2 separate regions of the Homo sapiens genome follow, and region 2 is linked to region 1. Evidence: chromatin contacts called from ENCODE Hi-C or POLR2A ChIA-PET data. All regions are on one chromosome and are shown on one strand. The core of a region is the stretch at or near the end of the contact, and the rest is flanking DNA. Distances in the headings are between cores, read along the strand shown.

Region 1 (2,700 bases), core at 173-2,672:
CCAATCTGTTTGCTGGGCAGATTCTCAAGCTTTCTGAGCCCCAGTTTATTGTAGGAAGCAAATAAAAATAACATAAAAGCTTTTTGCATTTAAAAAATTTATTTTAGATTCAGGGTATACATGTAGAGATTTGTTACACTGATATATTGCATAATGATGGGGTCTGGGCTTGTAGTATAAATCTTAAAGCTCTGTTCGCATATTAATTATTGTTGCTCTTTATTCAGTCCTTGAAGAATTTTTTATTTTCCAAAACCAAGTTTTAATTTCAAATATCCATGGGAGGAGTAAACTTTTATGTATATTATTATAGCTAAAACCTTGGAGCTTAGAAACTGAAAATAAGTATCAGAGAAAGACCTAGAGTGATACCCTTAGACACATGTAGAAGCTACTGAGATAAAGTGGTTAACTGTTTCCTCTGAAATTCAAAAAAAAATCTCTTGCAACCCCCTTTCTGTGTCCAATATGTAATAATAGTAAACCAAAGGCATAGTGAATCACCCACTTGAATACAATTTCTGTTGATTTACTTATCTAGCAAATATCCCACAAGAACCTAATGAGTGCCAGGCTTTCTGCTGCTTTCTGGGAATGTAAAGATGAACACATTCCTGGTCCCTGCCTTCACAGACCAAACAGTCTATAGGCAGAAACAGACATGTAACTAACCAATCCCAACATAGAGTGATGAGTGCTCAGATGAGCAAAGTGCTGTGTGAGATGTGTACCATTGGAATTGCTGGAGGAAGGCTAAGAGCTGTTGAGCAGGTTAGGCAGAGCACTGGTGGGAAAGGAGTTAAAGTTTTCCAGGCAGATGGAAAAGTATGGTGAGTCTGCAGGGGACTGAAATATGATTTGTTTGGAAAATTTTAAAAAGTTCAGTATAGATGAAGCACAGAAAGCTGGAGATGTAAACGGAATCTGTGTTAATAGGGATCCGTGTGCCACAATAAGAAAGTTGGCCTTTAGGCAGGAAGCAATGGGTCATGGAAAGGTTTCCTGTAGGAGACTGGTATTCAGTATCGCATGACTCACGGTGTATTAAAATAAATCTTGATGTGACTGATCTCCCTCCTCACCCAACTAGGCTATGGGTTCCATGGGAGCTGGATAATGTCACATTAATCACTATATCCCAAGTGCCTAGCATACAGCAGACAGTGTCCCTCCTCTTAACTTCCTGGAACTGCTCTTGAAATAAACTGACATGAAATTAGAAAGGTGAAACGAGAGTTTAGTGGAAACCAGGAGGTGGCCTACCGTGTCTCTTTTAGCTGACACCCCACCTTCTTCTATTTTCTCTCCTTCTGGGCCCACAGCCCAGCAGAACAGCCTCAGACTTCTCAAGGAGATGCTTAAATAAGGGTTAGTAAGGTAGCTTCCGCCAGGTCACGAGGTCCTCAGTTCACAGCAGGCATTTTGGCACCCCTCCCTCCTGTATTTATGGCACGTGGAGCTCCTCAGGCTCAGCACCCTTTCCCTCCAAGCACACACTCATTCTCAACACATGTTGTCTCAGCAGAGCTTCCCTGGCAGCTACCATCTATTAACCAGAGTTTGCTCTTGAGATGAAATCTATTTGCTGTGCCAGAGCTAAATGAATTCCATGAACCTTTCAAGTGAGCCATAAGACAGGGAAGACATTTCATTCCAGCAACTTTATTAGATGGTGTCCGTGAACTTTGGGACGAATAATGCTTATATTATAATACTGTGGTTGAAGATTTTCATACTAAAACAATCTTCATGTGAAGTTCTGAGGCCCACATCCTTGAGCAGCTAGTGTCAGAACTAGACAAGTCACTTAAAGTAATTGCTTCTGGGCCAAGGCTCGGATCTCCTCTTTGATGTCTGAAACAGCCAATATTTTGTCTGTCTGTGTAGAAACCATGGTTAAACTGAGAAACAATCTAAACCGAAGTTAAATTGGCTATCAGACTGCAATTGTGCCCAGATCCTTCTATTTCTTTAGGTCTTGCTTCTGCTTATATTTCCCTTATTTATATATATATCTAAAAGAGAATACTGCTCTAACATACATTTGTGTTTTAATAAAAACCTATTTCACTAGGAAAATGTCAAGCAATATTTGAATCTTGTGTATTTAGCTCTGAGATTTTTAATGATAAATGGCAGCACAAAAACCCCAAAATTTCTGTCACCAACAGGTAACAGTTACCTGAATTGCAGCTACTGTCCCCAGGAAAATTGGACAAACTTTTAATGACCTGCCCTGTAATCTTCATCTCTTTCTCTCTTTGGGCTCCTCCTTCCCTCTGTTTCTTTCTTTTCTCCCTTCCCTTCCCTTTTCTTCTTTCCAGAGTCTTGCTCTGACACCCAGGCTGGAGTGCAGCAATCTTAGCTCACTGCAATCTCTGCCTCTAGGGTTCAAGTGATTCTTCTGCCTCAGCCTCCTCAGTAGCTGGGATTACAGGCACATGCCACCATGCCTGGCTAATTTTTGTATTTTTAGTACAGACGGGGTTTCACCCTGTTGGTCAGGCTGGTCTTGAACTCCTGACCTCGTGATCCTCCCGCCTTGGCCTCCCAAAGTGCTGGGATTACAGGCGTGAGCCACTGCACCCGGCCGGGACTCTTTCTTTTTCTGCCTTTTGCTACTTTTCATAGTTAATAAACCATATCTCTTTCATGGCTCTCCAGTTTGCCCCTGTCTCTAAGTTTCTTTGTGTTGCTCTA
Region 2 (2,700 bases), core at 148-2,647, 370 kb after region 1:
TTCATTCTGCCTCAGAAGAAAGGGGCTTGAAGTGAATAGAGACAGGGAGGGGGTGTGATAGATACTGCTAAGGCCACGTGGAGTGCAGGGCGGAGGCTCTGCTGTGATTCATGGTTGAAGGGAGTTTATTGGAAGTTAGCTAATAAAAGCTCCCAGCTATACTCAAGCATCTGTGTTCTCCCTGGCTGGCAACACACCCTACATAATAGTTGGTGTGATGGCAGAGTCGAGTGGAGACACAAATATCTATCCATCACACCAAATTCATTGGGTTAAACTCCCATCACCCAGAGCTGACCCTTTCCTTCCGGAGGAAGTAATGAGCTAGAAATAAGTGCTATCGGAAGCTGAGTCTAAGTAAATCTGTAATCACAGACATTTCAAACGGTAGCTTCCTTCAGTTTGGGCTTTTCAAACAGATGGATACTCTACCATGAAATTGCCAAGATTAAAAAGAGAACACTAGTTTAACACACATGGCTGGGGAAATGGCCGGGGCCATCTACAGAGCAGGATTCCCACATCTTGGCCAGAGACTTGCTCGGCATTCATGGGAGGTAAACAGCCCCAAAGAAAAGCAACTGCATTTCTTTCTTGGTCTTCCATGTTGGCAGAGGGGAGACAAATGAGGACACTCTGGTTTGGGGATGGCATGAATGAACCACACATGTCCATAAATAAACCCGGAGCCCTCCAAACACACTGCTTGTTTGTTCACACAAAAGCCAGCCTGGCAGCCCTCTGGCCCAGCCATGTTCACAGTTGGATCCTTAACGCACTGTGAGTGTTCAATCAAACTTTTAGTGGTGAAACTCTGGGAGCAGAAAGCCAGCTAAGCCCAAATGGTCCCTTTGCTTTTCCATCTTTTGTGGCTGCCTGGCTGTGCTCTTACGGGTTTTGTTGTCAACAAACTCCTGGCTTGCCTTTGAGCACTCCAAATTATTGAAAATGACTACAGCTTAAGACTGGCAGGATGATTGTTAAAAACAGCCCTGGCATTAATCATAGCTTAAGAGCTTTTGGAAAATGATTCTAATTCAGAAGGGGTGGCTTACAAAGAGCCTTGTCGAAAGTGAAGCAGACATCAAATTCTGAAAGGCAAAAAGCCTCCTTGGTACCCACACCTGGCTTCTTCTGCAATCCAGTTGGCAGAACTGCATGGGGGGCACGGCTTACCCCACCAGCTCACCCCATCTGAGACCACCTTGGGTTTTGCCCACGAGTCCTGTATCACCCCTACCTCTGATATGGGGACCTTGAGATGGGAGAGACTTCAGGGAGCACCAGCAGTTACAGTCTTCCTGGCAGTCCTGGGACTAAGGAAGAGGTGGCCTTGTTTTCTGTCAACAGTTGGCATGCCTTAGACCAGTGCTAAAATAAGCTGTGTGCATAGAGGCAGCTGCGTAGGCAAACACATGGTCAGCATTTGCAAGGAGCCAGGCAGGGCGACGAGCTAATACTTCTGCCTTTTGCCTGCCTGGCACAACAAAGGAGAATGATTTTTGCCATCAGCATTCTCCCTATCACGGAATCATTGCACAATTTAGTATGATTAATGGTTTCCATTTAGGAGAAGCTGAGAATGAAAACAGTGGGGGAGTGGTGGCACTCGCTGGGGGTGTCTGCGGGTGATACTAGAGTGAAAGGGAGAGAGAGCTGGCCGTTGCCTGCCAGCCTGTATCTTCCAACCTTTACTTCCAGGCACGACTGGGGAGACACGGTGGGGCAGAGACACATGGCTTTTGACATGCTTTTGCAGAAACAGTCTGAAAGCTGCAAACTTGTGAGGCACTGTTTGCTGTTTCATTCTTGCATCCTTCCCAATGTTTGTGACTGTGAAGCCACTCCCTTTTACCTGCCAAAGGGAGTGCCAATCCCAGAAGTTCCTAACTAAGGGCTGGGGCTGAGAGTGGTCAGGGCACAGTGATGAGGATAGTGGAACTAACTACACCACTTCTTGACATTCCTGATGGCCACGCGGGGATGCCACACAGGGAGGGAAGGACCCCACCCATGTGCTGGGACTGTAGGGGTGGCCTCCAACGTAGCCGTCTGTCTCTGGAGCACCCAGCTGGTGGTAGACCTAGTCTCAGCTCTCATCGGGTGGCTTTCCTGGGAGTTCTTCTTCTCCCCTCAGTAGCATCCTTTTATTTCCACTTCTGTAGGCTTCTTTTTGGGTCTCACGGCTGCTGCAGGTGAGTGGTGAGACAAAAGGTGCCATAGCCAGGGACTTGTGGGTGCTGATGGAAACCAACCAGGAAAACACAGAGAATTCAAAAGGGTCTGCATTTTTTTTTTTTTTTTTTTTTTTTTTTTTAAGGCATAGCCTTTGTAACTGAAGCCAGATAGAGAGAAAATTGGTGATCTTGGCTGGGGCTAACGTGACTCAAGGCCCTTCTCGATGCATTGGTGTCTCTGCAAGGAAATCTATTATTTTCCATAAACTGTCTTAAGCATCTCCCGGGCTACATTTCTGGCTGTGTTAAGAATCAAGCCATCAAGAACAGCTGTGAATGTTATACAATTTCAGCAGCAGCAATGGGCTTTGGCAGGGAAGTAGGAGCAAAAAACCCAAGTAGGACATTTCAGTTGACAGTAATGGCATTTTCCCTTCCTTGTCCAAACGATAAAAGATTCATGTTCCTAATTGCAACACTATAGCTGCCCTCATCACTTTATTCTGGGAGAGGAGGTTAGAGA

Evidence for each region. A loop is a pair of places that touch in the nucleus more often than their neighbours do. ChIA-PET counts read pairs that join two places held with the same protein, here RNA polymerase II (POLR2A). Pooled maps may share reads with other maps.
Region 2: a pooled map shows a loop between it and region 1 (2.3-fold over the local background). The contact joins two enhancer-like sites. A Hi-C loop is called at or near these places in 2 of 50 pooled maps. POLR2A ChIA-PET finds 5 or more read pairs at or near these places in 3 of 52 experiments (HEK293T, activated CD4-positive, alpha-beta T cell and activated T-cell).

Annotation. Positions count from the first base shown.
Region 1 is chr11:114,796,090-114,798,789 of GRCh38, forward strand. All of the region lies in intron 1 of LOC105369506 (a long non-coding RNA gene), which reads right to left. It also overlaps a transcript of NXPE2 not described here. Among named protein-coding and RNA genes, the nearest start is that of NXPE2, 120 kb to the left of the region's middle. Within about 2 kb of position 1,423, at least 3 of the 41 ENCODE cell types and tissues checked have a DNase peak (open chromatin) inside an H3K27ac peak, as active enhancers do.
Region 2 is chr11:115,166,919-115,169,618 of GRCh38, forward strand. It overlaps CADM1 (cell adhesion molecule 1), which reads right to left. Exons shown (of 12, transcript NM_001301043.2): 12 at 2,318-2,700. Among named protein-coding and RNA genes, the nearest start is that of CADM1-AS1, 230 kb to the right of the region's middle. Within about 2 kb of position 1,398, at least 6 of the 41 ENCODE cell types and tissues checked have a DNase peak (open chromatin) inside an H3K27ac peak, as active enhancers do.